Linked DNA regions of Homo sapiens: region 2 is linked to region 1. Evidence: read pairs that join two places in POLR2A ChIA-PET (ENCODE). Cell type or tissue: A673. All regions are shown on one strand. Links, peaks and the distances in the headings refer to the core of each region. The heading gives the core; the rest is flanking DNA. Region 1 overlaps SIPA1L1 (signal induced proliferation associated 1 like 1). Region 2 overlaps SIPA1L1 (signal induced proliferation associated 1 like 1).

Evidence for each region. Peaks named below come from ENCODE experiments on the same cell type or tissue, not always from the same donor. Only the 100,000 strongest peaks of a DNase experiment are listed, where the experiment ranks them.
Region 2: POLR2A ChIA-PET joins it to region 1 with 6 read pairs; 6 of 35 experiments call an interaction of 5 or more read pairs at or near these places.

What each region holds. Positions count from the first base shown.
Region 1 is chr14:71,345,505-71,361,724 of GRCh38, reverse strand. All of the region lies in intron 2 of SIPA1L1 (signal induced proliferation associated 1 like 1), which reads right to left. Among named protein-coding and RNA genes, the nearest start is that of SIPA1L1-AS1, 32 kb to the right of the region's middle. In A673, for the core only: no CTCF peak of the experiment used is centred there; a DNase peak (open chromatin) is centred at 6,284; H3K4me3 peaks cover 1,156 bases; H3K27ac peaks cover 1,543 bases.
Region 2 is chr14:71,443,946-71,460,165 of GRCh38, reverse strand. All of the region lies in intron 2 of SIPA1L1 (signal induced proliferation associated 1 like 1), which reads right to left. It also overlaps the pseudogene RN7SL683P. Among named protein-coding and RNA genes, the nearest start is that of SNORD56B, 54 kb to the right of the region's middle. In A673, for the core only: no CTCF peak of the experiment used is centred there; no DNase peak of the experiment used is centred there.

The sequences.
Region 1 (16,220 bases), core at 4,281-9,280:
CTACTGTCCAGTTCCTAAAGATTCCAGGCCCACTTAAAAATCCTAAGGTCTCAGGAGGCTTTTTTCTCAAAAACTGCTAAAAGGCTCATACAGTTCACCCCACGTAGTAGAAAAAGGCCCTTGATAGGCCACCAGTGACTGCACAGCAAGTTCTTACGTAATGACTTATCTGGTAGTCACACAGGAAAACCCGTTGACCAGGATAAAGTGAGGGGCCCAGGTTCTCAGATAGCCATCTCAAGGGAACTGTTGTTACATGGAGCCACTGAAATGTGAAATACACACACACTATTTGTAAATGTGAATTTTAGAAAGTATATGTATGGAAGCACTAAGCATATCATGAACAAATACAGACCATAAGCTTGTAGAGCCAAAAAAGACCCAATACCCCATTACCACTGTAATACTCTTAATTTTACCAATAAAATTAAGTCAAAACCTCCTGACTGCCAGCCCAGTGCTCCTAATAGTACACCTGCTTTCTTATCAACTGTGAAAACTACATTTTGGAGTATACTAAAATTGAGTTACAACTCAGTTGCATGATCAATATCTCATTTAACCATGTGCTGCAAAAGCAAAATTTACATAAAAGATTAAGAAGTAAAAACCTTTATCATATCCCTAGTGAAGGGGGAAGGGTACAGTGAGGTTTGCTGTCTTTCTCCATACCAGTATAATTTTATCCTCAGGAAAAAAAAATATATATAAACTATATATACAAATCATCTCTCTTTTCAAAAACTGCTGCCAAAACCAGTACATCTAGGAAAAAGACACAAAATATGATGTCTTACTACCCTTACGAAGAATGGCATAAATAACAATCCTTTCTTAAGGTTTAAAATATTTTCTAAGTTTTTTTCACTGTGCTATCATTAATTTCCTCTAATGTAATTTTAGAACAGATCAAGTAGATACATTTCCTCATTTCAGTTTCTTTAAAACTTTGATTTGCTGACACTTCTTCTAAGACAATAATCAACAGTGATCTCTCATTCTGTTCATTTTCTCAACTTCCAAAAGGCAATTCCTCAAGTAAGCACATTTTTGCAAGACTAAAATAATGCACATACTTACACACATAAAAAGAGAAAGACATAAATACTTTGTATAGGATGAAATAACTGCGTGACTTTTGAAATTTTTAAGATAAAATGCAGACCTCAAAACAAGTTCGTAATTGCTCCCTGGGTTATCTCCAAAGAGAGGCTTGTACATTCGTCTCCTATTGATACTTCAGTGAAAATCTGTGACAAAAATTCATCCCAACTCTGCCGTTAACTAGCTGTGTGATAGATACTGGGCAGGTCGTGTAAGCTTTGGACTTAGGCTCATATAAAAAGTTGGCATATCTGATTTCTATAGTATTTTCTAGGTTTCTTAATATCTTCCTAAGACATTATCTATCATCTTTATTGTCACTGAATTCTAAAGGTCAAATATATCTTTAGATAATAAAAATAACCATTCATAAACTACCTTACGCCCTAGAACTCAATAGAAGACTACCATCAGCTTATCTGAAACCTTTAGAACATTATAAGCTTTATCTTCATTAAATGTTATCGCTTTGTCTCATGTTTTAGCATTTTGTAAAAAGTTTAGATTAGTAGAAATGTACTCTCACATCTAGATGACCCCGAAGCACTGTTCAACTCTCACAAGATGGGAGATCTTGATGCCTTCACTTCCTTCCTCATCCATCCTCCATCACCACAGTACCCTCATACCCTGAAACTCAACTTTTTGGGCCACAATGTTGACAACAAAAACCTTTTAAACCACTTATGTTAAAAATCAGCTACATGTCCAAGTCTGTATCTGAGAATCTCTGTATGCATTTTTATCATTTAGTACTCTCGATTTTAAGATCTAAAGAACCAGTTCCATTGATAATATCTGCATAATCTCATGACTCTTCATCTGAATCTGAGTTCCCTGTTTATTGCCAAACAAGCAAGGAGGTTCCAGAAAACTGTATACAACACAACTCATGCACTTACTTTCTTTATATACCAACTGATGATTTTGCCATCCTCAATTAAGTCAATTAAAAAAACAACCAGTAGGACTGAGAATCTGTCATTTTACCAGTAGGAATCCCAAAAAGCAGCTGCTTTTGCCAAGTTCATTCATTCAACACATTTATTATCTACTATGTGGCAGGCACTTTTTATTTTTCATCCTGGGGATATATAAACAGACAAAAGTCCCTGCCTTCATATGCTCTACTGAAGAAGATGACACACCATAAATAGAAACCATAATAGACAAATTATATGGAGGAGATGTACATATAAGGTGTATTAGTCTGTTCTCATGCTGCTAATAATGACATACCCGAGACTGGGTAATTTATAAAGAAAAAGAGGTTTAGTGGATTCACAGTTCCACATGGCTGGGGAGACCACACAATCATGGCGGAAGGTGAAGGAAGAGCAAAGTGACATCTTACATGGCGGCAGGCAAGAGAGCGTGTGCAGGGGAACTGCCCTTTATAAAACCATCAGATCTCATGAGACTTATTCACTATCATGAGAACAGCACAGGAAAAACCTGCCCCAATGATTCAGTTACCTCCCACTGGGTCCCTCCCACAATATGTGGGGAATATGAGAACCTCAATTCAAGATGAGATTTGGGTGGGTACACAACCAAACCATACCATAAGGTCAGAGGGGATACATGCTTGATATGGTTTAGATCTGTGTCCCCACCCAAATCTCAAGTTCAATTTTAATTCCCAGTGTTAGAGGTGGGGCCTGGTGCAAGGTGACTGGATTTTAGGGGTAGATCCTTCATGAATGATTTAGCACCATCCCTTTGGTGCTGTTCTCAAGTTCTCACGAGATCTGGTTATCTAAAAGTGTATAGCACCTTCCCACTCTCTCTCTTCCTCCTGCTCCAGCCATGCAAGACGTGCCTGCTTCCCTCTGCCATGACTAAAAGTTTCCTGAGGCCTCCCCAGAAGCTGTCATGCTTCCTGTACAGCCTGTGGAACCGTGAATCAATTAAATCTCTTTCTTTATAAATTACCCAGTCTCAGGTATTTATTTATACTAGTGCAAGAATTGACTAATACAGTGCTATTGCAAAGAAAAAGGACAGGCTGTTAAGAAAAAGGGATTCAGGAATGAATGGAGGGCAGGTGGGCTCAGTCTTAAACAGGACGGGGTCAGGGTAAGACTCACTACAAAGGCAGTGTCTGAGCAAAGACATGAAGGAGATGATGAAGTGAGCCAGACTGAAGTTTCCTAGTAATTCTTAACTTGTACCGACTATACACGTAATGGCAAATGCTTTAGCAAAAGAGTTATGTATGAGCAAATTTATAAACAACCCAGAGGACTAAAATAGAAGAGAGCTGTGTGTAAATCCCCTCCATTTTTGCAGCTTATTTTACCAAGTGAAACTTACAACTTCAATTAGGTATGCTTGGTGTGTTTTTACCCCAAGTGTTATTTTGAACAAAATTCTTACTTCTGTGATTCATTTTCCTCAAAATTCAAAAATAAATGTCCCACTATTCATTTGAAACATAAAAGAGCACCAGTGTTGGCCGGGCACAGTGGCTCATGCCTGTAATCCCAGCACTTTGGGAGGTCCAGGCAGGTAGATCATTTTGAGTTCAGTAGTTCAAGACCAGCCTGGGCAACATGGCAAAACCCGTCTCTACAAAAATACAAAAAATAGAGGCCAGGCACACTGGCTTATGGCCCAGTACTTTGGGAGGCCAAGGTGGACCACTCACTTGAGGTCAGGAGTTCGAGACCAACCTGGCCAATGTAACAAAACCTCGTCTCTACTAATAATACAAAAAAAAATTAGCTGGGCATGGTGGTGTGCACCTGTAATCCCAGCTACTTGGAAGGCTGAGGCACAAGAATTGCTTGAGCCCAGGAGGCAGAGGTTGCAGTGAGCCAAGATGGCACCACTGCACTGCAGCGTGGGTGACAGAGTAAAACTGTGTCTCAACAACAACAACAAAAATTAGCCGGCATTGATGGCTCATGCCTACAGTACCAACTACTTGGCAGGCTGAGGCTAGAGAATCGCTTGAGCCCAGGAAGCAGAGATTGCAGTGAGCGGAGATCATGCCACTGCGCTGCAGCCTGGGTGACAGAGTGAGACCCTGTTTCAAAAAAACAAAAGAGCACCAGTGTTATCAACCAACAACTCCACTAAGACATCCTGACTATTACGTCAGGGCTCAAATCCCAGTATGGGGAATCCAGGAGCTTTTCCCAGTGTGGAGAAACCTGTGCTTTCCTAGAGAGTTTAGTGGGAAATGAATAGGCTATGAAATCAGGCGGCCTTACCACCAACCAGTTATACAGTCTTGAGCAAATCACTTCAGCCCCTGGGCTTTGGTTTCCTCAACTATAAAAATCAGGGTGTTGGACCATGTGATTTCGAAGTTCCTTATAGGGCTAACTCTCTTTCACACACACACAAAAAAAAACTTCAGATAAATAGCCATCTATTAAAAATTATAACATTAGCCAAGCACGGTGACACACAGTCCCAGCTACTCGGGAGGCTGAAGGGGAGGATCACCTAAGCTTAAGCATAGGAGTTTGAGACTGCTGTGAGCTACGATCACGCCACTGCACTTCCCCCTAGGAGACCAGAGTAAGACCCTGTCTCTAACACATAAAATTTTTTTAAAATTATAATAATGTCATGATTTGTAATTCTGCTAACCCACCATCAGATTCATATTAATTTCATTCTTCAATATTCTTCAAATAACTAATGAATTTATACTAACTGATTCATAAGTCTCAACTCTCTCTGATCAGAAAAACAAATTCACAAGAATGGGTCTTGACTTGCAGTGGTATTCACCAAGGATTAAAAAAAAAAAACCCTGGAATTTCTCTGTCTTTGGCTTTCCTATCAACATACCCCTGCTAGCTTAAATAGAATTTTAAAGTAACACAACCATAAAATATTCTTTATATCCCTCAGTGAAATAGTATTTGTTGTTGCTGTATTTTGTAGAGACATGGTCTCACTCTGTTGCCCAGGCTGGAGTACAGTGGCACCATCATAGTTCAGTGCAGCCTTGAACTGGGCTCAAGCGATCCTCCTGCCTCAGCCTCCCTGGTAGCTAGGACAACAGGTGTGCTTTTTTTTTTTTTTTTTTTTGTAGAGACAAGGTCTTGCTATGTTGCCCAGGCTGGTCTTGAGCTCCTGGCCTTAAGTAACCCTCCTGCCACGGCCTCCCAAAGTGCTGGGATCACAGGCATGAGCCACGTGCCTGGCCCAAAAAGTACGTTTTTAAATAGTAGGTTTCCTTAAAAGTTTCACTTAAAAGCTTATATTATTGATTACTATTATACTGCTTATAATTATAATTAACATTATATTATTTTAAATTGATACTGTAATAAGTATCTGTTATTCATGGAGCCCCAAATCATCTTTGTTATGTTTTCACTACTTCCTTACTGTGTAAACCTCACTTCCCAATATAGAATTTAAAAAAAGAAAGCAAATAAGCAAATTGGGGGTATACAAGCAGACATGTTAATTAGGTTCCACCAACCAGACATACCACATGGGGCTCCTTCAGAACGGTGTTATGTAGGGAAAGTGGAAGAAGGGGGGTGAGTCTTGCTTGGGTTCCTGGTTTGCAGCACCCTGACTTTATCAGTAGCAGCAGCTCCTCAGCAGGCTTGTTCCACAGTGCAGAACTGGCAACCATTCCCAGAAACTCAGAGTACAGTCTCTTTTGTCAGCCTGCCCAATCTGCTAAACTAGCTATCACCCTTAATAAATCACTTGCTGCTTACACTACTAGAATAACTCTTAGTATCTGTAACAAAAAACCCCAACCAACACTCATAGCAAATATTCATTTCATTATTTCCACATACAAGAGCTGAGATTGAAAAGAAAACAACACACAAAACATTCCACCATACAAGCCAAGAATTCTTTGTTTCAAGCCAGGGCTTATATTCACAATCAACACTTCGAACCTTCCCTTATATGTACTTTCTCATAAATTTCATCACCTCTGCCATGCAAGGAGAAGAAAATGGTTTTTGCCTAACTAATTTTCTATCAATAAAGAGTCTGATGACAGTAACTTGGCAAGATATTTGAGAAGAGGATACAATAAACATCATTTTCTATACCAGCTCAAGTTTATGGAGAATCCTGCAGTGTTAGGTAGCACTTTCAGAACATTCCCCAACTGCAGGCAAGGTGATCTAATGCCGTATTTGAATGCCAAAATGATCAGTACTTCGTGCCAAGGCATAACTTAATTCACAAAGCAGCAGTGAACTTTTCACTGATTTCCTCCATCCCTCAGGGTAAGATAATCACGTTAAAACCACAGACACATCAGGCAACTAAAATAGGACACTATTATCTAATACTAAAAGCAGACTGGAAGCACTGAGAAGTGATTATGCATGTTAAAATTCTCTTCTTGGTATAAAGATTAAGTCCTATACAATTACTTGGCAAAGACGGAAAAAGTAATCAGCGGTTAATAATACTGGTCCTTAAAGTGGCAACAGAATCTTACAAAGGACATTTGATATCTTTGACTAATACTGTCAAACTACACAAGGTACTTTTCAGGTAATACTCAAAGGCAAAACTTTATAAAGATCGCTTACACGTTTCTGAAGGCCCTTAATGACACTGATAATGATTCAGTGCATCTCAATGCTCTGCCAAAGCACAAGTATGCATTGTCTCGGCACAGTGATTCAAGACAAGTCTCACTAATGTTAGTGACCCCCGGGCCCTGGGTCTCCAGGCACTCAGCAAGCTCTCCCTTTGTCATCGCAGTACCTCACCTTGCCTCCTGCTCCCTGAATGGCTTTTATCAAACAATTTATAGTGCACTTAGCTTTAGCACTGATGGTGGGGAGAAAGGGAATATGCAAAAGTTAAAACATAAACTATATTCTTCCCTAAGAACAAAGCAAATCAACTTGCTTAGGAAAACTTAGAGCTTGGCTACTTCAAAAACATTTTAAAATTTCATAGAGAATGTCTGCAAAGTAGTTACTACGATGACTCTCAAGCTTTACTACAACTACACATGTACCATATGTGTCCTCTGATTGCACCTGGCACACACAGTCTTTTTTTTTTTTTTAAGAAATGAAGTATCGGGCCAGGCGCGGTGGCTCACGCCCATAATCGCAGCACTTTGGGAGGCCAAGGCGGGCAGATTGCTTGAGGTTAGGAATTCAAGACAAGCCTGGCCAACATGGTGAAACCCCCCCTCTACAAAAATATGAAAATTAGCCAGGTGTGGTGACGGGCGCCTGTAATCCCAGCAACTCAGGAGGCTGAAGAGGGAAAATCACTTGAACCTGGGAGGCAGAGATTCCAGTGAGCCAAGATGGCCACTGCACTCCAGCGTGGGCAACAGAGCGTGACTCCATCTCAAAAAAAAAAAAAAAAGAAACAAATGAAGTATCTCTAGGCCAGAAATGACACACGGCCTACTTTAATTTTTCGTTTATCATGTTTAGACTCTAATCGCAATCTTATTGCAAGATTAAGGATATGATGCTCATTTGTTAATAGTATCAACATCAAAGGATACATGCATAATACCACAAATCAGTGATTCTCAAAGCTGGTTTGCAAAACAATACCTGCATCTGTAGGTCCTCAGAGAAACGGGGAAAAAAAAATTGTTTGAGTATTTCATAAGGCTAAATTTATCCAATTTCAATGGTTGATCTTTATTTTGAAATTGTGTCTTTTCCTATTCTTTTGGTATTCGAATGGCCTTTCTTTATAAAATGCTGAAAAAAATTAAGATTACATCTGTAAAATACAAGCAGATGGCTGGCACTACTCCACATCTTCTGCACCTTCTGCCCGTCTCCAACTTCCCAATTCCCCTCTTTCCAGTTGCTCAGGCAAAAAATAAAAATAAATACTAAAATAATACCTAGTGCCATTCTTCTTTCTTCCACATCCCAGTTCCAGGCCATGAGTATATCCTTCAGCTTCACATTGAAAACCTACCAACAGTCAACTACCCCATTTATTGCCACCACCAGGTCTAGTCACCATAATCACTCCCTCAGACCACCCCCACTGCCTCTTAACTGGCTCCCTACTTCAGCCCCACTCCCAAAAGGCTATTCTCAACACAGCAGCCTAGCGACTCTGTTAAAACCTAGGTAAGACCAGGTCAATGCTGCGCTTAAAACCCTTCAGGAGTCCCATCTCAGTGAGAGGAAATTCTTCAGCAAGCCCCACCTGCTGTCTCAATGCCTCTCTCAGCTCATCTCCGCTCCTCCATTACTAGCCATGTCCTTCTAGGCACCTGGCCTTGGGTTCTTCACACCTGCTGCCTCTTTGGTCTAAAATGTCTCCTCCAGGTCAGACACCTGTATGATTAGTGACCTTACTTCTTCAAGTGGTTACGTGAAATTCATCCTTATCTTTGTGACCTTGAGATAAACTAAAATTTCTTAAAACAGGACACCATTAAGAGAGCTGAAAAGGCAAGCCAGCAAGTGGAAGAACAGATGTGCAATACACATATACAATGGAGAACTCATCTAGAATATATTTTTAAAATTTCTATAAATCAATAATGAATGTGGTATTTAGTCATTTTATTTATTGACATATAATTTGCATATGGTGAAATTCACTCTTTTTAGTGTACAGTTTTTCTGTGGGTTTCCACAAATGTATATGGTCATTTAACCACAACACAATGAAAATACAGAACATTTCCATCACACCAAAAAGTGGTTCAAAATGGCCAATAAATATGAAAAGGTGCTTAAATGCATTAGTCTTCCACAATGGAACATCTCTACACAACTACCGGAACAGCTAAAGTTAAATGGCAGGAGATGCCAAATCTTGACATGTCTGTGGAGCTCTCACATGCCATTAATAGGTATACAAATCAATATAATCACTTTAGAAAACTGTTTATCAGTATCTACCAAAGTGAATGTACACATATCCTATAACCTGGCAATTCCACTTCTAATTATATCCCCTGTAGATGGCATCACTAAAAAGAAATATACAAGCATGTTTGCTGCAGGGCTACTCATTAGCTAGAGACAGAAGACAGTAAACTGTGGTATCATGATACAATTTAATACTCTACAGCAACAAAAATGAATAAACTACAAATACTTGTAAGAGCATAGATGGATCTCACCAAATCAATGTTGGTAAAAGAAGCCAGAAACAAAAGAATATATTATACATTATGACATTAATATAAAGCTCACAAACCAGCAACAGTAACCTATGGTGTGAGTCCTCAGGAAGCAAGGCTTCAACTAGGAGGGGGGGTAACCAGACCTCCTAAGGGGCAGTTAAAATTCTGTTTCTTAATTTGAGTGCTGATTACACAAGTGTATTCACTTCGCAGAAATTCAACCCTCCCAGCTACTCAGGAGGCTGAGGTGGGAGGATCACCTGAGCCCAGGGAGGCTGCAGTGAGCCATGATCACAACACTGCACTCCAACCTGGGTAACAGAGTGAGACTGTCTCAAAAAGAAAAAGACAGAAAATTCATCCCATGGTACATTTGTGCTTTCTGCACTTTTCTGTATTTGTTACACTACAATATAAAGTATGTTTTTAAAAAAATCACCTTTTCAATGAGGCCTTCTCTGGCCACTCTAATATTTCCACCAGTCTCACTGTTTATCATACTCCTTTTCTACTTATTTTTCCTCTGGCACACTTGTTAATACCTAGCACACTATCTCACATACTAGATATATTTTACAAACTTATGTTGTTTACTGTCTGGCTCCATCCACTAACCTGTGAGTTCCATGAACACAGATATTTTGTCCAGTTGGCTGAGTACAGAGTCCCCAGTAGCTAGAATAACACCTGGAAGATAGTAGGCACTCAATATAGATTTAATTAATCTATTAATTATACAGCATTGCCCAATTTAATTGTTTAATTATGTTTGTGGATTCAAGCCATAAATTCTTACAGTTGTCTTGTTATATTTAAACAATAAGTTGGTTGTTGTTCTGTCTGAATAACGCTTCTCAACATGGTTTTGAGACTTCTCATCTTCCAAGTTCCAGATCAGGTTCTGATCAGTTTATGGTAATAATAAACCGTATTAGGAAACCATACAGGAAACTCTTACACTCTGAATTCTATTTACACCTAATTTTATAAATGAAAGCTAAGGCTGCATTAACCTTTCTCTCAGTCATATCCACCCTACTGACTCATACTGAGTTTAGAAGCAAATAAAAGTAACAAAGGGATTTAATTCCATTTTTTTCCTTCACATAAACATAAATCATGAAATATTCCCAACCTATCATGGTACCTTTAGTGTTGAGTCCTAAATGTAGAAATTTTCAACTATCTCCATGTATTCCAAGTTTTGGCTAGCCATTTCAACAGCTTTCTTTTAAACCTGTGGTTCTCAACTTTTTTCCATCACTGCACCCCTAAAGAGACTTTTTAGGCATTTTTTCTTAATCACCCTCTCCCATGAAATTTTAGTATCACAGAAAAACTATTTATCTGTTTATGTAATTATACTGTACTTGCAACCTAAAGAGTAGCATTTCTGCCCCCACAACCCCTACAACCAATTTCACCTCTTTGAAATTTTATAAAGGCATATTTTAAACTTGAAAAGTAATTTGTCAACTACCTTACCTTTCTAACTTCACATATAAATTTGTTAACAATAAAACTATTTCACAGATCAAAGTTGTAACCCACAGAAATCAAATACAGAGCGCAACAGCACAGGACAAAATGCTTCTCTTCCAGCTTGTGCAGATCCATCAAATCTACTATTCAACAAGCTACAAATCCACCTAATACCCATATCACATTTTCCCATCTTGTTCATAAGGACAGCCTTTTGTTAAACTAAATATTCCGTTGAAATCAAAAGACAGCATTCCCCTAACTAATAACCTATTTAAACTTTTCAGAATCTATCTTTAAAGGAAAACAAGATTAGCACAGAATGACTTATTTTAGTCTCTCCTAAGTCCCTCTGGGGGACTTAGGACCACTGCAATCCCTAACTTCACTCTTGTAAGAGTTTCCTATGTCCCCGGACCCAGATCAGTACATTTTCCACATTATGAGCAAACTTTTTCAATGCAAATCTGATCATTCTGCTCCCTGGATATTTAAAATCTTTCCAGGGCTCCCCTAGGCGTATAAAAGCCCCAAGTCCTTAGCATAATAGGCAAAACCTCACTAGGTTTTGCCAATCGGTGGCAATCAGTGGCCAATCGGGTAAGGCCAATCAGTGGCAATACCTCCCACTTTTTTTTGTTTTGTCTTGAGAAAGAGTCTTGCTCTGTCGCCCAGGCTGGAATGCAGTGGTGCGATCTCGGCTCACTACAACCTCCACCTCCTGGGTTCAAGCAATTCTCCTGCCTCAGCCACCCGAGTAGCTGGGATTACAGGCACATACCACCATGACCAGCTAATTGTGTGTGTGTGTGTGTGTGTGTGTGTGTGTTTAGTAGAGACGGGGTTTCACCACATTAACCAGGCGCGGTGGCTCACGCCTATAATCCCAGCACTTTAGGAGGCCAAGGCAGGCAGATCACGAGGTCTGTGATCACGAATAGGAGTTCGAGACCTCCCACTTCTAAAAAGTTTTTTCATAATCACTTTACTCCATCTAGCAGAAATGCTCTTATAACCAAGCCTCAGCACCTGCCTGCCCTCCCCACCCTACTCTATTTTCCCTTAGTCTCTTCAGATTTTAGAAGCAGTATCACCTCTTCAAAAGATGTCCTATTCTCCACATCCTCCCCAGTGTCACAAGAGCACTCCTTAACCAGGTTCCTAGGCACTCTGCCTATATTTGGGGATTACTTACTAATGCGTCTGCTTCCCCCACTCTTGGGCCATCAAAAAATATGTGCAAGGAAATGCACTAAGGATACTAGCTACAAGCTGACCTCCTAAATTCAGAACTTGACATTCACCTTTGTTCCTCCGGCAGCAGGAGTACCAGGAACCCACAGGAATTAGAAACCCAGTGAATGTTTTTTGTAATATTGAAACCATCCTGGCTCCTGGTAACCACTACCTTTTTCTCTCATGCTATCAAATCACCTGTTTAAACCTATACTAAAATTCTGTCAGAAAGTCACATGAAACTTTTTCTAGTTTCCTTTCTCTAGGAAAAAAAAATCTATTTCCTTTCTTTAGGGAAAACAAATGAAAACACTGACGTAAACCTTCAGATTTCAGGAGTGTCAGGGCTCAGAATACATTACCCCCAAAGGATTCTGAACTGAAGGAAACTGGAGGGGGCCCAGAAACAAGGTCACTTCCCCTGCCTTCTATGTGAAGCATGGTCATAAAGGAATTCTCCGACCCATCTTACCTGAAAATAGATCATAAGACCCTTATTCCAGAAGGGTTCTGCCCCACACCCAGCAGAAAAGTAATGCTCAACACAGAGAGGCTGAGAAGAATCTGGACAGGCCTTGCTGGGTTCCCCTCTCAGTTTATTACCATTAGATCATTCCCTTTTTGTGCAATCACATTACTACATGGCCATGATTCTCCATCAAATGTAAGCATAGAAAGTTTTCCTTGGGTCTTTGAGTCTTCATTTCTGAAAGCTCCCACGTCATATATAACTTTGTTAAACAAATCTGTGATATTTTCTTTCTTGCTAACCTGTCTTTTGCTAACAGTAGTACTGACCACAACCCTTGCGGTGGATGAGGAAAAGGTATCATCTTTTTGCCCCTGTAAGAGCTTCTCTCACCTTATCAGTTCTCGAAGTTTCCCAACTGCGGTTCCTCAAATTAATGGTAGAGTTTTCAGTATCCTGGGGAAGAATCCATTTCAGCCTGGAGATTCTTATTTATTTTAAGTGAGTAAGAACTTGTTTGCTTTACTCTCATCTTTCATATTCTACCCTTCTCTGTCTGAAAAATACTTTCCTACCATAAAAGATACTAAGAAAAAGGAGTGAATTACTCTGAAATCCCTTTTGTTAAAATTAAACAGTGGGTTTAGCCTCTTTTTAGTTATCACTTTGTTTTAAAGCTTAAAAACTAATTTGCATACACTTTAATAAAGCGGAACACAGATACACTTTATGACACAGCAAGTCCACTCTTAGACATACATCTAATGGGAAGGCATGCCCCATGTGCACCTCAACATGCATGCAAGAAAGGGCCTAATGACCAGAAGTTGAAAACTGAAACTCAAACATCCATCAAAAGAAGACAGTATAAAGAGTTGGATATTGATACAACGGAAAACTATTGACTAAAGAAAATGAACTACAGGAAATACATGGATAAATTTTACATGTTAGGCAAGATAAACCAGGTACAAAAGAAAACATGCTGTAAAATCCCATTTCTACAAATTTCAAAAAATATATAAAAACTAATCAATGGTGACAGAAATCAAAAGAGCTGTTATCTTTGGGGTGCAGGAGGGCTAATGATTGCAAAGGTGCAGAAGATGGCTTTTGTGGGGGCTGGTAATAGTCTCTGTGTTGACCCTGCATGGTGGTTACATGTGTGTATGCATTTTGTGATCATTTATCAAGCTGTACCTTTACAGTTTGCATACTTGATGTGGATTATACTTCCAAAAATTTTTTTAAATCACTGTGGTAATTTCAAATTTTTTTCCTGCAAGCCACAGGTCACCCTAGGTATACTCTGTCTAAAATATTTGTAGCAGTTCGGCCTATTCTTTTGTTTTCATGCTTACTACATGCCCTTTTCTCTTTTGTATTCCACTTAAAGTCTGGCCTCCTGAATAGAAAGACAACCCACAGAGTGAAACATTTTGCAAATCTAATAAAAGATCTGTATCTAAAATACATAAGGAATATTTACAACTCAACAAAAAAAGACAAAAACCTTAACTTTAAAATGGGCAAAAAATGTAAACAGACATTTCTCCAAAGATCTACAAATGGCCAGCAAACACATAAAAAGATGCTCACCATCATTAGTCATTAAGGAAATAAAAGTCATTCACACCTATTATGACAGCAAAAATAAAAAGAAAAGCCATACAGTAACAAGTGTTGGCAAAGATGTGGAGAAACTGGGACCTTAATACACTGCTCGTGGAAATGGAAAATGGTACAGCCACTTTGGAAAACAGTCCGGCAGTTCCTCAAAAGCCCGGATTGTTTAGAGTTACTAAGCATAGAGTTACTATATAAGTCAACAATTCAACTCCTAGGTATATATCCAAGAAAAAATGGAAACATATGTGCACGTTAAAACTTACACCTGCAAAGCAACATTATTCTTAATAGCCAAAAAGTAGAAAAACCCAAGTGTCCATCAACTGATGAACAGAAAAAAACAAAATGTTATTAGAATAGAATATTACTTGACAAGACAAAGAAATAAAGTATGATATATGCTACAACATGTACAAACCCTGAAAACATTATTAGAAGCCAGTCACAAAATACTACATTTTGTTTGGGCATGGTGGCTCATGTCTGTAACCCCAGTACTTTGGGAGACCGAGGCAGGTGGATCACTTGAGGTCAGGAGTTCAAGACCAGCCTGGCCAACGCGGTGATACCCCATCTCTACTAAAAATACGAAAAAAAAAAAAATTACCCAGACGTAGTGGCGTGTGCCTGTAATCCCAACTACTCGGGGGGCTGAGACAGGAGAATCGCCTGAACCTGGAAGGCAGAGGCTGCAGTGAGCCGAGATCACACCACTGCACTCCAGCCTGGGCAACAGAGCAAGACTGTCTCAAAAAAAAAAAAAAGACTACATATTGCTTAAATTTACATGAAACATCCAGAACAGACAAATCAATAGAGACCGAAAGTAGGTTAGTGGTTGCTTAGGGCTAGGGAGATAGAAAGATAGGCAGGAGGGTGATAACTAACGTGCATGAAATTTATTTTTGAGGTAATGAAAATGTTCTAAAATTGTTGTGATGGTTACACACAGCTGTGAATACATTAAAAGCCACTAAATTGTACACTTTAAATGGGCTAACTGTATAATGTGTGAATTATATCTCAATAATCTTTTTTAAAATCTGGCTTCTTTTCCAATGACCCTGAACACTTTGTTGACTTCTTTAGAAGCCATCCCCGCTTTTGCTTACCATCATGACTTGCAATCATACAATCACAATTTTTGTTTCTTGGCGCTCCCCACACATCTCGATGAAACCATACTCTCTTCTACAGTTCTGCTGGCCTTGGAGGTAATACCATCTTTGCTCTGAGCTTCATGAGACACCTTTCTAAAAATCTCATGTGCAAGAGGGTCTTGCACAACTTCCATCAGGATGAAACCCCAGAATAAAATAGCCAGTTTCACCCAAAGTTCTCAGCATGAATTAACTAGTCAAATTTCCACCTCTACCTTCTAAAAATGAAATTATCAGTAAGTCTAAGACTTATCAGATGTCTCCAGTTACAGGGTTGAGATTTCCACACATATAGTTTAAACACACCATTTATAAACTACCTTGTCTCTGTGTCAGGTTAAAAATTATACAAATTTGACTGGGTGCGGTGGCTCACACCTATAATCCCAGCACTTTGGGAAGCCGAGGCAGGCAGATCATGAGGTCAAGAGATCAAGTCCATCCTGGCCAACATGGTGAAACCCCATCTCTACTAAGAATACAAAAATTAGCTGGGCGTGGTGGCAAGCGCATGTAGTCCCAGCTACTCGGGAGGCTGAGACAGGAGAATTGCTTGAATCCGGGAAGCGGAGGCTGCAGTGAGCGAAGATCGTGCCACTGCACTCCAGCCTGGCAACAGAGACTCCATCTCAAAAAATAATAATAATAAATTATACAAATTTATTCAGGGATGCATATAAGAGTAAGCTCTGGGTGCCAGGCGCAGTGGCTCACGCCTGTAATCCCAACACTTTAGGAGGCCGAGGCAGGCGGATCACGAGGTCAGGAGGTGGAGACCATCCTGGCTAACACGGTGAAACCCCGTCTCTACTAAAAATACAAAAAAATTAGCCGGGAGTGATGGCGGGCGCCTGTAGTCCCAGCCACTCAGGAGTCAAGAGAATGGCATGAACTCGGGAGGCAGAGCTTGCAGTGAGCCAAGATCGCGCCACTGCACTCCAGCCTGGGCGACAGAGCGAGACTCCATCTCAAAAAAAAAAAAAAAAGAGTAAGCTGTGGGAAAAATCAAGTTGCAAAGACATAGTCCTGGCCTTCAAGGTCTAATGAAGCAAATACA
Region 2 (16,220 bases), core at 7,279-12,278, 95 kb before region 1:
TTGTCATGAGTATTTCCTCCTTCTTTTGTTAAAAACATGTTTGTGCATGTATACACTTCTACTAAGAAAATATCTTTATTTCCTTTTCCTTTATCATGAGACATAAGATTTATTGACTTCATATCAGCATTTATGTATTATTAACTTTATGTAATGGTATTTGGGTTGGGGATTGGTACATTTCCAGTTGTACAAAAGACAGTTGTATTATGTTAGGCGTAATTATGACCTTATTATTGTCTTTATTTGAAGATTATGTATGATCTCAGGAGATATGTATGGGTCCAAGGTGACAAGGGGCGGACTTGTAATGGTTAATACTAAGGGTCAACTCGAATAGATTGAAGAGTGTGAAGTAGTCATGCTGTGTATATCTGTAAGGGTGCTGCCAAAAAAGATTAACATTTGAGTCAATGGGCTGGGAAAGGCAGACCCACCCTTAATCTGGTGGGCACAATCTAATCGGCTGTCAGTGAATATAAGCAGGCAGAAAAACACGAAAAGGCGAGACTGGCCTAGCCTCCCAGCCTACATCTCTTTCCCATGCTGGACGCTTCCTGCCCTTGAACATCAGACTCCAAGTTCTTCAGTTTTGAGACTCGGACTGGCTCTCCTTGCTCCTTCAAGCTTGCAGACAGACTATTGTGGGACCTTGTGATCATGTAAGTTAATACTTAATAAACTCCTCTCTCTCTCTCTCTCTCTCTGGATGGATAGATAGATAGATATCCTAAATATTACATATCTTCTATTAGTTCTGTCCCTCTAGAGAACCCTAATACAAGCCCCATCCTTTTCCCCTGAAGTATTGCAAAACTGACTGGATTACCACTATACCGTCGTGTTACCTATTTCAACTCACATAATTGTAAGGACTTAAAAGAAGCCACCATTCAGAAAATTTACTAGCGATCTGTAGTATGTTCCCGCCACATATCACCTGCAAGTGTGTGACTATAAACCTCTCTTACTCTCCCCTTTAAAATGGGGATCTTGTGAGAAATATAATGCTCACAGCTAGCACATACCAAACACCTTCCTAAAATGTGTATCAACAAAAAACATCTATTGCTGAGAATTTTTTTTTTTTTTTTCAGACAGAGCCTCTCTCTGTTGCCCAGGCTGGAATGCAGTGACATGATCTTGGCTCACTGCAAACTCTGCCTCCCAGGTTCAAGCGATTCTCCTGCCTCAGCCTCCAAGTAACTGGGATTACAGGAGCACACCACCATGCCCAGCTAATTTTTGTATTTTTAGTACAGACGGGGTTTCAGGAGTTAGAGGCCAGGTTGGTCTCTAACTCCTGAGCTCAGGTAATCCCCAAACCTTGGCCTCCCAAAGTGACAGGATTACAGTCGTGAGACACCAAGCCTGGCAGAGAATTCTCCTTAGCCTCAGACACCGGTAGTGAAATGGTTACTGCAATGTCAAGGGAGAAATGTCAAATACTAAGAATAAGGGGTGACTCTGGCAGAAGTAAAAGCTGATAGCATATGTAAAGCCCCATAATACATCTAGTAAAAACAATGAATTAGGCCAGGTTAAATAGTTGAATCAATTCATTTTACTTCCACTTCTTATTATATAATATCTCTACCTGATAAAATATATGCACACCAAAGTCGCAGCCTTGTTCTACACTTAATATCACTGGTTTCATAATGGGGATGAATCCTGTTACTAAAAGAACATTCATTTGTTAATAACAACATTTTTGTTACTCTGATGGAAGCAAGTCTCAAAAAAGGTTTTGACAAAAATGTTACATACGAATATGACCTAATGTATAATCTTCACCCCAATCACTGCTCAAAAGGTTCTAAAATTCTAAATCAAATATACTATTACATACAATGTCTAGAGTGCCAAAATCTCAGAGTGCCAAAATCCTCATTTATAAAATTGAAGTAATATGTCTCTTAAAGAGCTGTCAATAATAAAGTAAGCAAAAAAATTAATTCAAATTGGATCAGACACTTGAACTCAAGGCCAAAACCATGAAGCTTGCAAAAGAAAACAAAGAAAAATGTTTTCAGGACTAAGGGGTAGGTAACACTTCCTAAGACACAAAAAGTAATAACCAGAAAAGAAAAAAAAATCAATTAGATCTCATCATATTTAAAACTTTGTATCTTCAAATGATATTGTTTAAAAAAAGACTCAATAGGCAAGCCACAAACTGGGGGGAAAAGGTTACAAAATGTAAATCCAAAAAAAGAACTGGAATCTAGGACATATAAGGAACTCCTACAACTTAATGTTCATTGCAGGCCGGGCATGGTGGCTCACACCTGTAATCCCAGCACTTTGGGAGGCTGAGGCAGGCAGACCACCTGAGGTCAGGAGTTCGAGACCAGCCTGAGCAACATGGTGAAACCCCCATCTCTACTAAAAATACAAAAAATTAGTTGGGTGTGGTGGCATGCACCTGTAATCCCAGCTACTTAGGAGGCTAAGGCAGGAGAATTGATTGAACCTGGGAGGCGGAGGTTGCAGTGAGCTGAGATCACACCACTGCACTCTAGCTGTGCATGATAAAAGCGAAATTCCGTCTAAAAAAAAAAATGTCGGCTGGGCATGGTAACTCACGCCTGCAATCCCAGCACTTTGGGAGGCCAAGGCAGGCAGATCACAAGGTCAGGAGTTCAAGACCAGCTTGGCCAATATAGTGAAACCCCATCTCTACTGAAAATACAAAAATTAGCTAGGAGTGGTGACATGTGCCTGTAGCCACAGCTACTCAGGAAGCTGAGGCAGAAGAACCGTTTGAACCGGGAGGCGGAGGTTGCAGTGAGCCGATATCATGCCACTGCACTCCAGCCTGGGCAAAAGAGCGAGACTCCATCTCAAAAAAAAAAAAAAAATGTTCATTGCAGTTTGTTTACCATATAGCCTGTTTGGAGAGAATAGGTCAACAGAAAAGCAGATGCTGACAATTTCTCTTTTACAAGGAATGGAAGAATGGAGGGTTGCTAGCTAGACAAGGAGAGCAGAAGACTATTTGAAGAAGGCAGGAAATAAAAGTCAGATGGATGCTAGGGCAGTTTGAAGTATTAAAAAATATATTCTACACAGTGTCAGTAAGTCTCCATTTAAAAGATATTTACTGTAATCCCAGCACTTTGGGAGGCCAAGGCAGTAGGATTGCTTGAGGCTAGGTGTTTGAGACCAGCCTGAGCAATGTAGCAAGGCCTTGTCCTCAATTTTAAAAATAAATAAATAAGAGAAATTTGGATTTCAGATGGCAATACTGATGTCCTATTAAGTTGGTTTCAAAAAACTTCTGCACAAACTTAATGCTGGAAGCAATAATTCTTATTTAGATTTATTCAATTCTCCAGATCAAGAAACACAAAAGGTTGTTTGGAAGAAAAATATATTTTATTTTAAAAACTGGATTCGTCCACCAGGAAAAATGAGTGAGTAAAGACTGAAAAATTAAAAACTTAAAAATGTAAAAGCTTTTTAGAACTGGATTAATATATAACACACTTTAGACATTCTGTTTTGTCTGAAAATAAACTTTAACTCTTCTGTAATAATAAGCCAACACTATAAGGATGCAAACAAAGTAATATAGAGTTGCCAATAATTATTAATGTTTTTTGGCTGTAATTCCTGGGCTATTTTATATAATTGTACATTTGGTTCTGCCTAGACATGCTATTCAGCTGGATTCATAAAACATACCACACTACCACACAAGTGCTGGCAGACCAATGTATAATAAACAGTTATCCACTGTAATATTTTAGTACATAAAATTGATAGGGTTGTATTTTTAATATAAGATGTTGAATACTTGTATCAATAAGAATTTCTTACATTTATTGCAAGCTTTTCAAACACAAATCTAAGCATATCATGAATGATGGATCAGTTAATGCGTGTCTGTTCTCTCTCATCTGATTTGCTCGTCTCTTTGCTTTTTTACCGTGGCTGCTTTTGTGCTATCCATGTACTATGCTCTTGCAGTTATACCACACAACAACTTGAGATGTTGTTTTACACATATTAGTAAAAGAAATATCTCAACACCAGGGTTCTGTCTCAGAGGATTGTTAAAAACTGTTTAGACCAAATTGCCAATTAAAAAATGATATTGCATGTGAAATAAAATAATTTACGTTTTTCCCTTTAGCTGTAAAAACAAAATCGCACACAATTTCTAAATACCATAAACACAATAGTAAATGAAAGAGTTTTGTCCAAACTAGTTAAGATGTCAAACCAACCAACAATAACCACCAAAAGTATATTAAACAAGTAATATATAAGTAAGAATACATCCTGCTACCGTAATATGTGAAGGGAAAGGCATCATAAATACTTGGAAAAAACAAGAAGGAACAATTTAACATAATGACTCAGGCATTGAAAGCAAACATATGTAGGTTCAAATCTCAGCTCAGGCCCTTACGAACTATGTGACCTTGTAGAAACCAATTTACCCTTATTAGTAACATGAGAACATCCACTGACATCTCACAGGATGATTTTAAAGATTAAATACTACATGCCAAAGTCTTTAGCAAAGTCCCACATATAAATTAAATTAAATAATAATGGTAAACATTATTATTATTGCTAACTTAAACTTCTTTCAATAAGCATTCGGAATTACCAAAAGACCATAACCTAAGATAATCAAATTTAATCATAAAAATCACACCAATTAAATCACACCAATTTCTAGTTTAGGAATTTTGTCTCGTGATCATATGGAACTCCAAAGAATTCTAAACTATAAACAAGCAATACAGACAGCGGGAATAAGCCATTCTTCCTCCTTTCTCCTAGTCCAAATAATTTAAGAAAAGGGATGAAAAAAAGCAAGAAAAACAATCATTTGGAATCAATCACTTCGCCATTCACTTGATCAAACAATGGCATACATTCAATCACAGCTAAAGATAAAACTAAACAATTTGCAAGTAAAGTTACAAAACTGCACACTCATTTCCTCTAACCTGTAAACCAACTTGTTACAGTTAACACTATAATGATTTTCTGAGACAGAATGCAACTATTCAAACAAGTATCTGTACATGATAAAAATATGAACTTAGTAAAAAGGCATGGCATTCTATCTCATTCAAATCTTCACTTGTACATTCACTCATGAAGGATCTAGCAGGTTCTGGCTCTGTGTCAGCCCCTGTCAAATATTAATAAGGCAATAAGGGTAATCCCTGCAGGAATACAGTATCCGTGAAAGTGTAAAGAACCTGTGACATCAGGTGTCCCGTCTCACTCAGCACATGATTCTGAACCTCCACAGTAAAAGGGCAGATAAAGGGAGTAACCGCAGTGACACCGGGTAGACAGAGCCAGAGCTTATAGGGCCCATCTCATGTGTGCTTTATCTGATCTTCATCTTGAAAGCTATGGTTTTATAATAAACAGCTTTTTGTTGTTTCTCCTTTTATTTATGGTACTCATTTGTTTAATCAGCATATTTGTTCAGTTGTAAGAAAATAAACTCTATACTGCCTTTGCACCCAATCAGGCACCAATTTCTAAGTGTCCATTTTCTAAGTGTCTATTCCATTCTTCGAAGATAGTTCCAAGACCACCTTCTCCAGAAAGCAGAAGCCTTCAATTAAAAAAATCACCTCTTTGCTGCTATGGTATTACATTTAATGATATTTGTACCTTTAATTAGATGCTTTAATTAAAATGTTTACTTAATATTAATATAAGAAAGTATAAATCAAGAACAACTCTCCATACAATTCCCTAATAGTCCTTTATCTGAGATTCAATAACTGCCAATCCACTTTTATATATTACTGGCGCCCAGGATAGCTAAAGAGTTGACAGAGAGTTGTTCAATTTAAACCAAAGGTTCTAAATACTATAGTTTTTCCGCAAGTAAAATCATAAGATCAGAGTTAGGACATTTCCATCTACCCTTTCTAATTATGTGACCTCCTTTAACCTTTTCCAGCCTCAATTGCCTTGTACATACAATGGGTATAACATGCCTATATCACAGTACTGTTAAGAATACAGTAAGAAAACATGGATGACAATGCCTGGCACCAGACCTGGGAACACAGGGTTTGTTCAGTCTCCATGTTATTTTAAGATGGCCAAGTGATGATCTATGAACTCTCTTTCTAGGATTTCTTTTTTCCTTTTTTTTTTTTTTTTTTTTTTTTTTTTTGAAACAATCTCGCCCTGTCACCCAGGCTGGAGGGGAGTGCAGTCGCACGATCTCAGTTCACTGCAACTTTTGCCTCCCAGGTTCAAGCAATTCTCCTGCCTCAGCCTACCGAGTAGATGGGATTACACGAGTGAGCCACCATGCCCAGCTAATTTTAGTATTTTTAGTAGAGATAGGGTTGCACCATGTTAGCTAAGCTGGTCTTGAACTCCCGACCTCAGGTGATCCACTTGCCTCGGCCTCCCAAAGTGTTGGGATTACAGGCGTGAGCCACTGCACCCGGCCTCCTCCATCTAAGATTTCTAATGCAATACTTCAAGGATCTCTTACTTTCATTTCATGATCAAAGAAAATTTAGTATTAAAAACTAAGAACTATACTCCAGTATTATGATTCTTATACAAATATTTCATACAGCTATTAGACTCAGACTTAAGTCTCAAATGCACTTTCTACTTGCATTAAATTTACTTGTAATTTTCTATCCTAGAGTGAGATTCTTTTCAAAGTTACGATGCAGCCTGGGCAGCACAGTGAGAACCTGTCTCTACTAAAAATTTAAAAAATTAGCCAGGTATGGTGGCACACACCTGCAGTCCTAGCTATTTAGGAGGCTGAGGTGGGAGGACTGCTCGAGCCCGGGAGGTCAAGGCTGCAGTGAGCTGAGATCGTGCCACTGCACTACAGCCTGGCCAGCAGAGCAAGGTCCTTTCTCCAAAAACAAAACAAAAGAAACCCCAAAAAAGCTAAAACCAAAGTTACTATGAATAAAGAAGGGATGAGTCATTATTGGCATATTGTTCTGAAGACAATTACTGCACTAAAGCCAGAAAGCATTTCCTTTTAGATTTCTTAAGTTGAATTATTTAACAAACATTTTAATTAGCTACATTGTGAAACAGATAGATAACTTTAAATATTTCACAATTTCAAAAATTCACTAAACATGGAACAGAAAGTCATTAAATTGGATCATCAAGCAGCAAAATTTGGATGTTGTATCTATTAGTGATTACCATAAAATATGACACAGAAGGGTCTAGAGATTTGAAAAACTTGGTGTACAGTATATCCTGAACACCAGAGGAAAATAATAGTTTCTGTGAATATCGAAATAAAGTCAAACTAGCAGAGATCAGTTTAAAAACCTAAGATTTAAATAACATAAGATCTCCCCAGAGGGGAAGTTCTTGAGGTCAAAGCACTAGTCCTCTTTAGTCATCAGGGAGATGCAATCTGCACAACAACAAATACCACTTCATACCCACCAGAATGGCTAAAATCAAGACTAAAAATACAATGTGCTGATGAAGATGTGGAGCCACTGGAACTCTCACACACTGTGTGTGAGAGTGAATCAGTAAACTACTTTAGTAGAAGGCTTTGCTTTGCAGTGTCTACTAAATCTGAACAAATATTAATACATATCCTATAGCTTGGTAATCCCACTCCCAGGTATAGATGCCTAACAGAAATGTGCACATATGCCCAAAAAAGCAAAAACAAGTATAAAAATACTATAACAGTATTAATAGTAAAATGGTCAAAATCTGCAAAACAAAAACAGATGTTCAGTAGTAAATAAAGTGTAGTATATTCACATTATAGAATACTACACTAAAAAATTATCCTTCCTATATACGAAAATGTGTATACATTTCTCAAACATTACATTGAGTACAACCAAAGAGTACATATTATATTATTTCATTTTTATAAAGTTCAAAAGCAGGCAAAACAAAACTATGGTGACATAAGTCAGAACAGTGGTTACCTTTGGTAGTATAGGGGGTGGTTGGTACTGAAATGGGAGAGAACATGAGGGGGGGGTTTCCTGTAATGGTGGTGGTATCCTGATTTTTAATTGTGATGCTGGTTATACACTTGTGTTAAGTTTGTGAAAACTTATCAAAGGTGAAAACGTAGGATCTATCTGCTTTTCTATATGCACGTTAAGCTTTTTAACTTATAAGCAAGTAAGTCAAGGTATTTATATATTTTATATAAGCAAAAATATACATATTTGGAAGACCAGAGTGGTGTTTTGTTCACGAAATTGTTTTTGATGTATATAATTCCATGCATTTTTGTCTTATATAATGACCATTTTCCCTTCTCTCAAATATTTTAATTAACAAGTAAAAATTGTATGTGTTTATCATATACATGTTGTTTTGAATTGCGTACACACCAGGAAATGGCTAAATCGAGCTAATTAACATATATGTTACCTGACATACTTTTCATTTTTTTGTGGTGAGAACATTTAAAATCTACTCTCTTAGCAAGAATGTAGTACACAGTCATTAACTTTAGTCATCATGTTTTACAAGAGAATTTTTTCTTTTTTTTTTTTTTTTTTTTGAGACAAGGTCTCGCTGTTACCCAGGTTGGAGTGCAATGGTACAATCACAGCTCACTGCAGCCTCCACCTCCTGGGCTCAAGTGATCCTCCCACTTCAGTCCCCTGAGTAGCTGGGACTACAGGCATGCACCACTATGCCTGGGTAATTTTAAAATTTTTTTGTAGAGACAAGGTCTCACTATATGGCCCAGGCTGGTTTTGAACCCCAGGGCTCAAGTAGTCCTCCTGCCTCAGCCTCCCAAAGTGCTGGAATTACAAGCAGGTGCCTGGCCTGCAATATATTTCTTATCTACTAACTTATTAACTTATCTATTAATTTATTCTTCCTATCTAACTGAAAAATTTGTACCCTTTTTATCAAATATCCCCCTCCCTAAAACCCTCACTATCCCCCCTTCTCCCTGGTAGCTACATTCTACAATCTACTTCTGAGTTCAACTTTTTTATTTTGCATATGTAGGGGAGATCATGCAGTCTTTCTGTATCTGCTTATCTCACTAACATAAAGTCCTCCAGGTTCATCCATGTTATTGTAAATGAAAGCATTTCCTTCTTTTTTACGGCTATACAGTATTCCATTGTGTATATATACCATATTTTCTTTACCCACAGATCTGTTATTAGACACTTAGATTGATTCCATATCTTGGCTATCATGAATAATGCCACAATAAACATGGGAATTCTGATACTTCTTCAAACACTGATTTCAATTCCTTTGGATATATACCCAGCAGCGGAACTGCTGGATCACATGATAGTTCTATTTTTAATAATTTAAGGAACCTCCATATTGTTTTGCATAATGGCTATTCCAACTTACATTCCCACCAACAGTATGCAAGGGTTCCCTTTTCCCCCATCCTCTCAAAACACTTGCTATATTTTTTGTCTTTTTTTAATAACAGCCATTCTAACAGGTTTTAATAACAGCCATTCTAACAGGTTTTAATAACAGCCATTCTAACAGCCGTTCTAACAGGTAAATAACATTGCAGCTTTAATTTACATCTCTCTGATAATTTCTCAAATATTTTAGAATAAAACTTTTTATGGCTCCGAAGTTGAATGCAGTACTAGATAGAGCCATAAATTAAAAGTCTGTAATCTAGAAAAGTTTTCATCAACAATAGTCAAGATGTCTTTTTTATTCATTAACTAGCTGAACACTTAATGATATAGAAAGTTTGGCTACCCAGAATGACTCATTTCTGTGAAGTTTTGTTTAATGAACAGGTTTATTACAAAGATTTTAAATCCTTTTATATAAATGAGTACAGAGTCTTAGAGAACACACTATCGAGCTATAAACTGACACCTTAGGAAGTAAATTAAATCTACTGTATCAGTACAAGGGTGATGAGAAAATCAGTAAGCCCTCCAAATAGAAATATGACAGAATATAAATCTAAATATAAAGTTACATATATTTATTTCTGGTATATCTGTATATTAACACATAAACACACTATCAAGAATGTAAATAATCGTAATAGAAAAATTATATAAAGATATATTTAGCAGAAATATTACATATATCTCTGGGTTTAGGATTTGGGATAATTTTTATTTTTTAAGTTTTATTTTACTGTTTGCATTGTTAAAATGAACATATATCATTTTTAAGGTTAAAAAATAAGCTAAAAGATCTGAGAAAAAGACAGTTCCTGTTCAAAAAAATGAGTCAATGCGTGTTTTCTTCCTGATTCACAGAACAAATTAGTGGGAGAATTTTCTCAATTTTAAGACCTTTCTCCCAATGTTAGCCTTCTGGCATCTGCCAAAGTATACCTACAAGCAAATACCAACAAAGCTCATATAGCAGAACAAATAGAACAGTAGCAGAAAACTGGCACTAAAAGAATTCATAATAACATTAATAAATCATGCTTAACTGAGACAGTCCCCCCACCTCACCTCCAACCCTGAGCCAGCAGTTGTGATTTTATGTTACGTACATATAACTGTGTTCATTTTCTGCTAGTAAAATCGTTCTTCGTTCCTAAGATAGAATTAAGTATACCAGTATTTCCTGATTTTCTATTAAAATCACATAACTTCCAGGTGCTCCATTATCTGAACAAAAATAAGGACCTAGAGGCATCCCTGTCACCAGATGTGTAGCCTTGTGACTAATGTTAGCTGTATCTTAAAGACAAGAAAAGGGAAAAGGTGAATTCAGCTCTCTAGGAGCTCAGTAGTAAATTACTCACCAGGTAGAATTCTGCCCATTGTCTCAATTACTCTTCCCCAGACAACTTCATTTGTTCAGAGAAAAAAACAAAAGCCCAATCTGGTTTATTCTCCCAGCTAATCAAGCCATCCACACAAAGCTGAACTAAAACCATAACTAGAGTTTAAATTTCCTGATTCCTTCCTTGAAAGGTAGTCTTACTAATTAGGTAATTTACAACAGGGCCTTGGCAAACCAAAGAGGAAACCTGAAAAAGCAGCAGCCTTTTGCTGTCCCTCTGGCTTTAATCACCATGAAGGTCACCCAGTCCTGCCATCAACCAGCTCTCCTACTTTGGAGAAGCAGGCTGACTCAAAGAGCAAACACCTGTCTCTCATAGTAATGACTTTATTCTCCAGGCCTAACTTTATAAATGAGAAAACTAAGAGAGTAAACAGCTCTATTAACACTGTTGTCATTTTTTAAAACAATTCTTTTAAAGAGATGGGGTCCTGCTATGTTGCCCAGGCTGGAGTGTAGCAGCTATTCACAGGCACAATTCCACTACTGATCAGCACAGGAGTTTCCAACCTGGGCCAGTTGACCCCTCCCTTAGGCAATCTGGTGGTCCCCCACTCCCAGGAAATGCTGAACTTAGTAGGGACACTCAATTGGCATAGAGCACTACAGCTTATAACTCCTGGGTTTAAACAATCCTCCTGCCTCAGCCTCCTGAGTTGCTAGGACTACAGGCAGGTACAACACCCGGCTTACAATTAGACTTGAAATGCAGGCTGTTATGAAGAGTCTCTTGGCTACAGTTCAAGGGAAACATAACACATTAATGCAAAACATCTTCAGCTTTCCCCAATTCCACTTATTTCAGCCCATTTCAGAAATGTCTTCTTTATTCCAACTTGAAAATTCATGTTATACTTGTTATAAATGTCAAACGGTTTTCAGAATATAGAATTCCAGTGGCTAGAGTTAGATGCCTGGGAACACAACTAGCCCCATAAACCTTGGGCAAGTTGCTTAACCTCTCTGGGCCTCAGTTTCTTCAGCTCTAAAAAGAGGATAATACCTACTCCATAGGACTGAGGTGAAGGTCAATACATTAGAGCACTTAGGAAACTCTGTGGCACATGGCAACTGATTGATCAATAAAGGTCAGTTATTACTATAATCATTGGTGTGGATGATGTTATTGCTACCAGAAAGACAACCAAGAAAGCGATGGAAGCGTAGGAAAAAAAAGTGCAAAATAAAGGAAAGAGAACTAAGAGAAAGAAGAATGGCAGCTGCCATGTAATAGCCAAGGGGCATTAGACAAGTTCCTTCAGTTTCCTCATCTACAAAACGGAGATGACATCCACTTGCTCCATCACCCTCCTCACAGGACTGTTCTGGAAGCCACAAGAAAATATCTCTGGCCACAGAACAGAAAGCTAAATGTCTTGCATTGTCACTGACCAGAGGGGCTCAACAAACCTTGGAATACCATGAACTTTCACAATGAGCCATTAGTCAAATAACTATGCACATTAAATGAATATTCTGGATACCACTCTAACAAAAAAATCAATAGTAGGCCAGGCATGGTGGCTCACACCTGTAATCCTAGCATTTTGGGAGGCAGAGGCAGGCGGATTGCCAGAGCTCAGGAGTTCGAGACCAGCCTGAGCAACATGGTAAAATCCCGTCTCTACTAAAAAAATACAAAAAAAATTAGCCAGGTGTGGTGGCACACACCTGTAGTCCCAGCTACTTAGGAGCCTGAGGCACAAAAATCACTTAAGCACAGAAGACAGAGGCTGCAGTCAGCAGAGATCATGCCACTGCACTCCAGCCTGGGCAACAGAGTGAGACCCTGTCTCAAAAAAAAAAAAAAAAAAATCCACAGTACATGCTTTTAAAAAATCAGATTAAGTAAACCATAGTAAAGTATCCACTACCTAGTGACACCAAATAGCATCCCCATAATTTTGCACTGGCAGAATAATCAGAACTCTTAGGAAGCATCTGCCATCAATTTTAAAAGGCAACCCTAAAGTGAGCTGTGAAACCCAAGTACACCATAGCACCATAGGCTTGTTAGGGGTCCCACAGCAAATCCAGCTGAGTAGATCTAAACTGCCTCTTATTTAGGCTATGAACATTTGAATAAAGTTATTTTCAAGCTTTGTTCTTTATTATATCCTACAAATTTTCCTTTCACTACAATACTAACATAAAAGCTAACAGAGGATAAGCGTGGTGGCTCATGCCTGTAATGCCAACACTTTGGGAGGCTAAGGCAGGAGGATCACTTGCCCAGGAGTTCAAGACCAGCCTGGGCAACACAGTGAGACCCTATCTCTACCAAAAAAAAAAAATGTAATTAGCTGAGCATGGTGGTGCATGCCTGTAGTCCCAGCTACTCAGGGGGCCGAGATAGGAGAATCACTTGAGCCTGGGAGGTCAAGGTTGCAGTGAGCCATGATCATGCCACTGCACTCCAGCCTGGGAAACAAAGCAAGGGCCTGTCTCAAAAAAAAAAAAAAAAAAAAAAACAAAAAAAAAAACAGAGCCCATCTCTCTTTATTTGCAGGATCTACTTAACTCAATTGGAAATGTATTTTCAAATATGGTTTGTCAAGGAGAGATGAAGAAAAGGCAAGAGTTTCACCCCTTACTGTTTCAGAAGGAGAATTTGGGACTGCAACAGAAAAAGTCATTCAGACACTCTGACCTAATAATTCTTATCCTAGATAATTATCCTAAGAAAACAATCAAGCATTTATATAAAAATGCACACACACAAAAAAACACTGAAGACTGATTTGTAACAAGTGATTACACAAATATATAACAAGATGAAATAGTAAATTCTTTCTTTCTTTATATTTTTAGAGACAGTGTCTCGCTCTGTCGCCCAAGCTGAAGTGCAGTGGCATGATCATAACTCAGCTGCAGCCTGGAACTCCTGGGCTCAAGCGATCCTCCTGCCTCAGCCTCACAAAGAGCTGGGATTACAGGTGTGAGCCACCATATCCAGCCTCTAAAAATTATTTAAATAAGATAAAAAATTCAAAAGGTATGCTAAACATAAAAAGCAGAATACAAAACATACATACAATAGAATTCCAATTTTGTTTTAGAAAATACATATGCATAGAAAAAGAGTAAAAGAAATATAAGAAAAAAATATTAGAAACCCAAATGAGCATGGTTTCTTTTTTGATTCCTATTTTCTGAATTAGCTAAAATCAGCTTCTTTTACTTACTTAGTTGGCAAAAAACAATTCCTTTAAAATAAACAAAAAGTGTGAGCCAGGCATGGTGTCTCATGCCTGTAATCCCAATACTTTATGAGGCCAAAGTGGGAGGATCACTTTAGCCCAGAAGTCCAAGATCAGCCTGGGCAACACAGTGAGATTCCATCTTCTACAAAAATAACAAAATTAGTTGGGCATGGTGGCAAATGCCTGTAGACCCAGCTACTCAGGAGGCTGAGACGAAAGAGCACTCCAGCCCAAGGAGGTCATGGCTACAGTGAGCTATGACTGGGCCACTGCACTCCAACCTGAGCAACAGAGCAAGGCTCTGTCTCCATAAAAATAAAATAAATAAATAATAAAATAAACATAACAATGTGGTTTCAATTAACAATTCTGTTAAGTTACCTAATATCTAAATTACTTACTTTGGTACAACTACAATAACTGAAAGAGAAGATGTATTTTGCAAAAGTAGTAATTCGAGTAAGAAATATTTGTCATCCAAATGTTACAATCAACAAATGTTGGAAATATTTACACTGAGAGTGTTTTACATTTGAGAGATAATTGTGTAATATTAATATCAAATGCATGACTCCATATAGTACATATGCACTTAAGTGAACCACCAGTACAACCGATTTGAGAGAGATTATCCAGTCTCTCTTCCCATGCACATCTAAAAACTAAAATTAGTACAGACAAATTCTGCCAGGCTAAAATCAGACTTTGTTTCTAGATACAAGAATTAAAAAAAAAAACTTAGACTTTATTTTAAAATAAAATTCCCGAGAAAGAAACAGTGATCAGTGTAGCTAAACAAGATTAAATTTCAGCTCCAGCTGATAACTTCTCTCATCTTAAGACAAAAAAAGTGAATTCTGATTCTAATCCTACTCTCTCACCAAGGCCTCAGACAATTGAGAGTTCTCTACATATCAGGAAATATACAGGAGGTCACAATTTTGAAAGAACAAAGTTTTCCTTCTTTCTATGACATCAGAAGATTTTCAGCTTAATAAATGGATTTTTTCTTACGCCAGGATAAGTAGAAACTGTCAATGAAGCAATTAGATTGCATGTTGTCTTCCACTAACTATAATTATTTCATATGAACATGTTTTCTTTCTCCAAATAAAATGCTTCTAAAGTTCATATCACAAATATTTTATACTTAAATGTGGTATCTGTTAGCTTTTGCTCAGCCTAGAACCACCTGGAACCACCTGGTCCTGGGGTGGAGGTATCTTCCCATGTTTAGGAACTGTCTCTTCTAGGCACAGAACAAGCACTAGCTAGTAGCTCCCTATACAGGCTTTAGTGGCAAAGAGCACTTCATCAGCTTCTTTATAACATTCCAAAGCTGAGAGTATCCTTTGTGACTCCTTCACATAATACAAAAACTCCAACTCAACAGTATGCAGGTAGAAAGTCTAAAGGGTCCAACTATGTTCTCTCAGTGCCAATAAGAGGGAGCAGCAGACACCTACCTGGGCCTGGCTCAAAAACACCTCATGACACCATTCTCCAGGGACCAAAGGGAAAGAGGTCAGTCTTGCTTTTCACAGTCACACTGAGAACACTTACTGTCTTTACAAAAAAGTAAACCACAACCAAGCTCCCAGGATGAGCAAAAGAAATGCCAATCTGGGAACTGTAGATAGGAAATGGTCTCAGGCATTGAAAAATTCGGTGGATATTCATTCCCTATTCTGAGAACCATGAATTAGGAGAGTCTGGGAACTTTTTACCTTCTTCTGAAGTTGCTCTGATTTCAAAACGCTATCCTATAACCCCCCAAAAAAGTACTGAATGGAATACTTTTATTTTTTGAGAGTGAATGCTAATTTGATTGAGAATTTTATAGTGTTCTCATTGAAGTAAATGAAATCATTCTTTGTGTTCACAGAGAGGTGGGAAGGGCTGTAGCTCCGTGCTATTTGTAAACGCTCTGAGCACCTAAGAGGCAACAATCGGTATTACTTTCGAGAACGTGAATTGGCTAATGTACTTGCTAGGTATATGCAGAAACTAGACTTCAGGGTAACTGAACATAAGACATGGAACATCCTAACACCGCTGACATCTAACCTTCACAAATGTTTTTGTTCTGCTTTGCTTTAGTGGCTGTGATAGGATTGCCTGGACAGAAACTAATAAATGAAGAAAAACAAGATTGTCTGGACTTCACATACTATTTATCTCCTATGGGTCCAAGATACAACATGTGTGACTCTAGGCTCTTCTCCCTTC